Regions from separate parts of the Homo sapiens genome. Here region 2 is linked to region 1. Evidence: read pairs that join two places in POLR2A ChIA-PET (ENCODE). Cell type or tissue: OCI-LY7. All regions are shown on one strand.

The links. Peaks named below come from ENCODE experiments on the same cell type or tissue, not always from the same donor. Only the 100,000 strongest peaks of a DNase experiment are listed, where the experiment ranks them.
Region 2: POLR2A ChIA-PET joins it to region 1 with 9 read pairs; 5 of 35 experiments call an interaction of 5 or more read pairs at or near these places.

What each region holds. Positions count from the first base shown.
Region 1 is chr7:130,091,148-130,095,147 of GRCh38, forward strand. The region is part of intron 1 of KLHDC10 (kelch domain containing 10); the gene reads left to right. Among named protein-coding and RNA genes, the nearest start is that of KLHDC10, 23 kb to the left of the region's middle. RefSeq lists an enhancer at 1,740-1,799. In OCI-LY7, no CTCF peak of the experiment used is centred here; a DNase peak (open chromatin) is centred at 1,654; H3K4me3 peaks cover 914 bases; H3K27ac peaks cover 819 bases.
Region 2 is chr7:130,033,133-130,037,132 of GRCh38, forward strand. The region is part of intron 4 of ZC3HC1 (zinc finger C3HC-type containing 1); the gene reads right to left. Among named protein-coding and RNA genes, the nearest start is that of ZC3HC1, 16 kb to the right of the region's middle. In OCI-LY7, no CTCF peak of the experiment used is centred here; no DNase peak of the experiment used is centred here.

The sequences.
Region 1 (4,000 bases):
GTGTACAGGTTTTTGTGTGGACATAAGTTTTCATTTCTCTGGGGTAAATGGCCAAGAATGTAATTGTTGAGTTGTATGGTAAGTATATGTTTAGTTTTGTAGGAAACTGCCATACTGTCTCTCAGAGTATGTGTGTATCATTTTACATTCCTCCCAGCAAAGTATAACTCATCCAGTTCCTCTGCATCCTTGCCACCATGATCAGTTTTGATAAAACACTTTGGCAACTACTGTTAACTAGTCTCTCTCATTTTTAGAAAATCAGAACTGACTTCTTACATGTGTCTTCAGGTTCTCTAGAATGAGACCTTTGGTTACTTCTATCAATTTGACTTGGCAATTGGCTCTTAAATGTTTGGAGGAATTCACCAGTGAAGCCAGCTAGTATTCTTAAATCTTTTACACAATACCTCAATTTATATTTTTTCATCAATATCTATATTAGTCATTTTCTATATCCTTCATCTGAATAAGACAGATACTTTAATGTTCTTCTGGTTTTCCTTCTCTCAGCCTCCCTTCCTACCCTTATAAATATTCCTGTTGATAGCATCTGAGATTATAGTTCTGAATGTTAGTAATGTTTTTTTCCCCAGTCAGTGCATATTTAGACTTAAAGGTTTTACTGGTTTCTCTGCTTACCCTTTTCTTGGGCCTTGTTTGTTATTCTTGCATTAATTTTTTAAAAAAACAATCCAATTATATATCTTTGAGTAATTATTTCATTAGAAGTCTGAAGGAAGCAAACTTTTTGGGCCCTTGCATATAAAAAAATTTCTTTATTTCACTCTCCTTCTTAAGCAAGAGTTGGAGTAGGTATAGAATTCTAAATGTAAAACTATATCCAAGTGTCCCAGGACAATTTGTTGAAAAGACTATTTATTCCCCACTGAATAGTCTTGTCACCCTTGTCAAAAAAATCAGTTGACACTGTGGATGTTAGGGTTTACTTTTGGACTCTCAATTTCATTAATTTAATCTGTATGTCCATCCATATGCCAGTACCACACTTTTTGAATACTGTATCTTTCCAGAAAGTTTTGAAATGAGGAAGTATGAGTCTTCTTTCACTTCTTTTTCAAGATTGTTTTGATATTCTGGGTTTCTTGCTTTTTTCCATCTGAAGTATAGGATTAGCTTGTTCATTTTGGCAAAACAAACAAAAAGCTAGTTGAAATTTTAATATTGTTCGATTCTCTTTTGTGTCTTAACTTTTTAATATACTTTTCTATAATACTTCTTCATGCTTGGGCCTTAGTTTTATGCTCAATCATCTTTATCGTGAGTCCTAGTTAGCCTTGCTGTGAGTGTTAAATCTGTTTATTGCAGCAGGTCTCCACAGATTGTGGATAGGGATGGAGTAAGCAATGAGATGAAGTGTACTACTTGCCAGGCTCCTTCAGTGTGACTGTCCCCTCTTCTGCCTGGGTGTTAGTATCCCCACGGGGTTCTACCTTCTCCCTCTGATCCCAGTGTTCACACTGATTGTTCTAGCTGGAGAGTGACACCTTTGTTGTTTTTGCCACTGTTCCCATCTGGGAGCAAATACCTCTATTCTATAATGCTTGACTCAAAGAGGTAGATGGCTGGGAGGGGTTAACCTGCTATGTAACTTCTGTGCTACACTCCAATCACTTAGGCTGTAAATGTTTAAAATGGTTTCACTTCTTCCTGCTGTCTTTTACCTTGGGGCTTAGTTGACCCCGAGAGTTGGTCCCTCCACTTGCCCTGGTCCTCTGCTCTTGGTGTGTAGGACTGTGGTGTCTTCTTTAGTCCGATTCTATCTGCTTTTCATCTTCCAGTGATTCCTCATAGTATTAGTCCACTAAGGGCATTTCTTGTTTTCTTTTAATTATGTCTTTTTTTTTTTAATGACTTTTTTTTGTTATTTGGGAGATTTTAGGGGAAGGTGAGCTTGCTCACACTGTGCTCAGCCTACCATCTTAATTCAGCCAATGACTATGTTATATTTATAGTGAAGTAAACATAGTAAGAAAGAGAAAAAACTAAAAACTAGCAAAAAATAAAATATTGATGAAGTTATTGAAGAAATTATTATTATTATTATTTTTGTGGAGACAGAGTCTTACTCTGTCGCCCAGGCTGGAGTGCAGTGGCGTGATCTTGGCTTACTGCAACCTCTGCCTCCTGGGCTCAAGCAGTTCTCCTGCCCTCAAGCAGTTCTCCTGCCTCAGCCTCCCGAGTAGCCAGGACTACAGGTGCATGACACCATGCCCAGCTAATTTTTTTTGTATTTTAGTAGAGATGGGGTTTCACCATGTTGGCCAGGCTGGTCTCAAACTCCTGGCCTCAGGTGATCTGCCCATCTCAGCCTCCCAAAGTGCTGGGAGTACAGGCATGAGCCACCACACCCGGCCTATATTTTTGTTTTGAAGAGTCGAAGCTATCACGTAGGAAGGTTGGCACTTTGAATATATAAAAATTAAAACTCAATGAATAAAAGTTCAGACCAGTAATATATTTATATGAAACTGGAGAGGCATACATTTATTTAAAAATTTAAGAAGTACATTTGTGTTGGCGTCACACTGTTATGTTGCTGGTTTCTCTTTTTTCTGCTCTTTGGGTGAAAGAATAAAATGGGTTTTGAAGTCAGTGCCTGCCTTGATTGAATAACCTCCGCAGAGTCAACAGGAGTCTGTGCATACAGACTTATGCTGGTTGCTGAGAGAGAGACATGCCAAAGATGTTTGATAGAAGCCCTGAGAAGACATAAAAAGGGTTTTTTATTACAGTTTTGGTGTGTTAATTATTTTTGTTTGTTTTTGTTTTTGAGACAGAGTCTCACTCTGTCGCCCAGAGTGGAATTCAGTGGCACGATCTCGGCTCACTGCAACCTCCGCCTCTTGGGTTCCAGCAATTCTCCTGTCTCAGCCTCCTGAGTAGCTGGGTTTACAGGCACCTGCCACCACGCCTGACTAATTTTTATATATTTTTAGTAGAGATGGGGTTTTGGCATGTTGGCCAGGCTGGTCTCAAACTCCTGGCCTCAAGTGATCTGCCCGCCTTGGCCTCGTAAAGCGCTGGGATTACAGGTGTGAGCCACCACGCCAGGCCCAGTTTGGTAATTTTTAATGTTATTCCCTCAGTGTTACTCCAAAGTAGTTTTTAATATTTTTCCATTATAAAATCATATATCGTAGAATTTATGGATAACGTAAAAGAGGTAATAATCTCAAGCCCAATCATAACCAGTGTTAAGACTTTGGTATGTTTCTTTCCAGTATTTTTTTCTAATCACTTTTTTAAAAAATTAAAATAATACAGTATTGTTTTTCTTCCAGTCTAAAAGTAATGCCTACTCAGAGAGCTTGGAAAATAAAGACCATCATAAAGGGGAAAAAACAAAAATAATTCATTAGAACCATCCAAAGATAACTACAGTCAAATACATTAATTTGATGTAATCTTTCCTGTATTTTTTCTGAATATATAAAAATACTTTTTTCTTTACTAAAATGGTATCATACTTTAATACTATTTTGTACATTGTATTTTTCATTTGCAATATATTGTGAATGTTTTGTCATGTTAATAAATAGTTTTGTATATACTCTTCAGTGGTATGTAGAATATGAGCATATTTAAGTATGTTTATTTAGCATACTTAACCATCCCCTATCATTGGACATTGAAAGTGTTTCTAATTTTTTACCATTATAAATAATACCATAGTTAATATCTTTGTCCATACATCTTTCCATGCATCTATGATTGTTTCTTTAGGAATAGATTCCTAGAAGTGGAATAGCTGGGTCAAAGGGTATGTACATTTTAACGCTTTTGATACATAAAAATGTCAAATTTTAAGCTAATCACTTGTTATATTCTGTCTTGTATTGCTAATTGTTTTGTGTGTCTGTCTTGTCTCCCTAATTAGAATGTAAACTTAAGGGCAAGGGAAGTTTCTTATATATTTAATGTATCCTTTGACAGTGTGGTTTACAATTTTGGACTCTGGAGTCATCTCAACACATAC
Region 2 (4,000 bases), 58 kb before region 1:
CGCGATCTTGCCACCTCAGCTTCCCGAGTAGCTGGGAACACAGGTATGCGTAACCATGCCCAGCTAATTTTTTGTATTTTTTGTAGAGATGGGGTTTTACTATATTGTCCAGGCTGGTCTTGAATTCCTGGACTCAAGCAATCTGCCCACTTCAGCCTCCGAAAGTGCTGGGACTACCCTGGCTGCATTTTAGTTTAATTGTAATGATTATTCTCTTATTTGAGTTTCAGATATTCACAAGTGGGGTAATGGATCTCCTTTAAGCTGGCTATTCTATTCTTTTAGCATTGTCTGTAGCATTTCTATAGCATTCTTTTTTTTTTTTTTTTTTTTTTTTTGAGACGGAGTCTTGCTCTGTCGCCCAGGCTGGAGTGCAGTGACACGATCCCGGCTCACTGCAACCTCTGCCTCCCAGGTTCAAGCAATTCTCCTGCCTTAGCCTCCCCAGTAGCTGGGACTACAGGCACGTGCCACCATGCCTGGCTTGTTTTTTGTATTTGCAATAGAGATGGGGTTTCACTGTGTTAGCCAGGATGGTCTCAAACTCCTGACCTCGTGATCTGCCTGCCTCGGTCACCCAAAGTGTTGGGATTACAGGCGTGAGCCACCACGCCTGGCCTGTCTGTAGCATTCTTGAAAGCATTCTTGCTTTCTAGCAACAACAGGATATTCTGGATCCAAGTTGATTTATTGTCCTTGCCCCAAGACATGGAATCAGCAACTCTCCAAAGAGCCTGATCCTTTTAATCACAGTAGACTAAAATGAGGGACCAAAATCTGGTTGCTAACAATGCAAAGAATTGTGGGCAGAAGTGCTGCTGTTACTACATTTGGGCCCCTTCTAATAGCAAAACTGGAAAAGATATTTTTTTAAACAGCCTTACTGAGGTCTAATTGACATAAACTGCACATGTTTGATAAGTTTTAACGTGCACATCCATGTAGCCATCACTGCTAGGTTTCTATTTTAACACCTTGAGTTTATAATTTATTTTCCCAATTTAATGCCGCATATTATTCTATCCTGTTTTTCTTTCATTTCCTTTTTTTTTTTTTTTAAGAGACAGGGTCGGCAGGGCATTTTGGCTCAAGCCTGTAATCCCAGCACTTTGGGAGGCCGAGGCGGGCGTATCACGAGGTCAGGAGATTGAGACTATCCTGGCTAACACGGTGAAACCCCGTCTCTACTAAAAATACAAAAAATTAGCCGGGTGTGGTGGCGGGCGCCTGTAGTCCCAGCTACTGGGTTGGCTGAGGCAGAAGAATGGCGTGAACCCGGGAGGCAGAGCTTGCAGTGAGCCGAGACCCTGCCACTGCACTCTAGCCTGGGCGACAGAGCGAGACTCCGTCTCAAAAAAAAAAAAAAAAAAAAAAAAAAAAGAGACAGGGTCTTGCTCTGTCATGCAGGCTGGAAGGCAGTGACATGATTATAGCTCACTATAACTTGGAATTCCTGGGTTAAAGGGATCCTCCTGCTTCAACCTCACGAGTAGCTTAGGATGACAGGGGTATGCCACCACATCTGGCTAATTTTAAAAAATTTTTTCTTTGTAGAGACAGGGTGCCCAGCCTGGTCCCAAACTCCTGGCCGCAAGTGATCCTCCCACCTTGGCCCTGCAAAACACTGGGATTACAGGCATGAGACTCCATGCCTGGCTGGGGTTATTACTTTAAGTCCTTTTATGTCTTCTAAGTTTAGTTCTTTGCCTCAAGACTTACCCCTTGCAGTTTGTACTCTACCCTAGTTCATGTTATCTATAACATCTCTTCCTTCAAAAAATCTCGTAGCTTCTCATCACATACATTTAATAAAATCATGGTTTGGCCACTGTCTACACTTTAGTCTTCTCTTCTATTCTCCCCACAGGGACACTGTGAGCCAGCCCTGTGAAACTATTACAGCATTCCCCAAATGTACCATCCTTTGGCCTTTTGCTTTTACCCACTGTTGCTGGTCTTTCAAATTCAGCCTAGAGGCCAGGCACAGTGGTTCACGCTTGTAATCATAGCACTTTGGGAGGCCGAGGAGAGTGGATCATTTGAGGTCAGCAGTTCAAGACCAGCCTGGCTAATATGGTGAAACCCCGTCTCTACTAAAAATACAAAACTTAGCCAGGTGGTAGCGGCATGCACCTGTAATCCCAGGTACTCGGGGGTGCTGAGGCAGAAGAATCGCTTGAGCCTGGGAAGCAGAGTTTGTGGTGAGCTGAGATCAAGCCACTGCACTCAAGTCTGGGCAACAGAGTGAGACTGTCTCAAAAAAAAAAAAAAAAAAACAGCCGAGTGAAGTGGCTTCCTTCTTCAAAAAATCTCGTAGTTTCGCACCTGAACCTGGGAGGCGGAGGTTGCAGTGAGCCCTGTGAAACTATTCAGCATTCCCCAAATATATCAGCACTTTTTTTTTTAATGGAGTCTCACTGTGTCGCCCAGGCTGGGGTGCAGTGTTCAAGCGATTCTCCTGCCTCAACATCCCCTAGTAGCTGGGATTACAGGCATGTGCCACCACGCCCGGCTAATTTTTTTGTATTTTTAGTAGAGATGGGGTTTCACCACATTGGCTAGGCTGGTCTCGAACTCCTGACCTTGTGGTCCTCCCGCCTTGGCCTTCCAGACTGCTGGAATCACAGGTGTGAGCCATCACGCCTCGCCACTTTGCCTTTTTTCTTGGACTGTATTGCAGAATGTGGATTTGGAGCAAGTGGTCCTGAAGCACTTATTTTGTCACCCACAGATTAAGATTTTCCTCCACAGGCTACACTTGAAGGTCTCAACACTTTGAAGTCTCCTCTTATGGGGCATCCAGTCTAACCCTCTGGCTTGCTACTTAGCAATGGGTGTTCTGTGATGGGGTGATTTGGAAGGAAGGAGTCTGCCCCTTTCTGAGCCACAACAGTGAAGCCATTTGATCTGAGCCTAGGTGGGAGAGATATTTTAATAGATAAACATTCTAGCTTTGATTTTTCTGAAGAGTAATATGCCTGTTTTTTTTTTTTTTTCCGCAATTCAGGGGATTTTCTTTGGTGCACTTGTTGACTCTGCATGAATTTGCAATCCAAGGGAAAAGTTGGAGAAAGAACAAAGTTGGCTTTAAAAGTCAAGGTAAGGCTGGGAGTGGTGGCTCACGCCTGTAATCCCAGCACTTTGGGAGGCAGAGGCAGGTGGATCACCTGAGGACAGAAGTTCAAGACAGCCTGGCCAAAATGGTGAAACCTCGTCACTACTAAAAATAACACTTTGGGAGGCTGAGGCAGGAGAATCGCTTGAACTCAGGAGGGAAAAATTAGCCAGGCATGGTGGCGGGCACCTGTAATTCCAGCTACTCGGAAGGCTGAGGCAGGAGAATTGCCTGAACCCAAGAAGCGGAGGTTGCAGTGAGCCAAGATCGCGCCACTGCACTCTAGCCTGGGTGACAGAGTGAGACTCCATCTCAAAATAAAAAATAAAATAAAATAAAATAAAATGTTTAAAGAAATTTAATTTAGCTTATAATTATTGGCAAATGTTAGAAAAAAATTACCTTCAAAATTATTAGTTTTGCTTAATAAATTTAAGCATAAAGTGAAATAACTGAGTGTTCTTTTATCCACACAAATGTCCTTTGAATGTTAAAGAACCAAACCAAGGGATCATATAATTGAAAGGTTATATCTAAGATCCATGTAGGAGGTAGAATGGATAGGTCAAAGTGGGTGACCATAGAGAAGAGCATCTAAAGTGACTTTCAGGTTTCTGGCTAGGACAACTGGATGGGACGTCAGTGCCATTTGCCAAGATGGAGAAAGTTTTAGGTATAAGATGAAGAGTTCAGTTTTATACACATTGAGTTCCAGGTACCTATAATATTAAGTGGAAATGTTTAGAAGGTAGATGAAAATATGAGTCAAGCTCAAAAGAGAGGTCTGGATAGGAATTAGAGGTCTCCGAGGTGGTAGCTGAAGTTATGAATGAGATCAGGAAAGCAAAATGTACGGTGACAAGAGTTGGGAACCACCAATAGAGC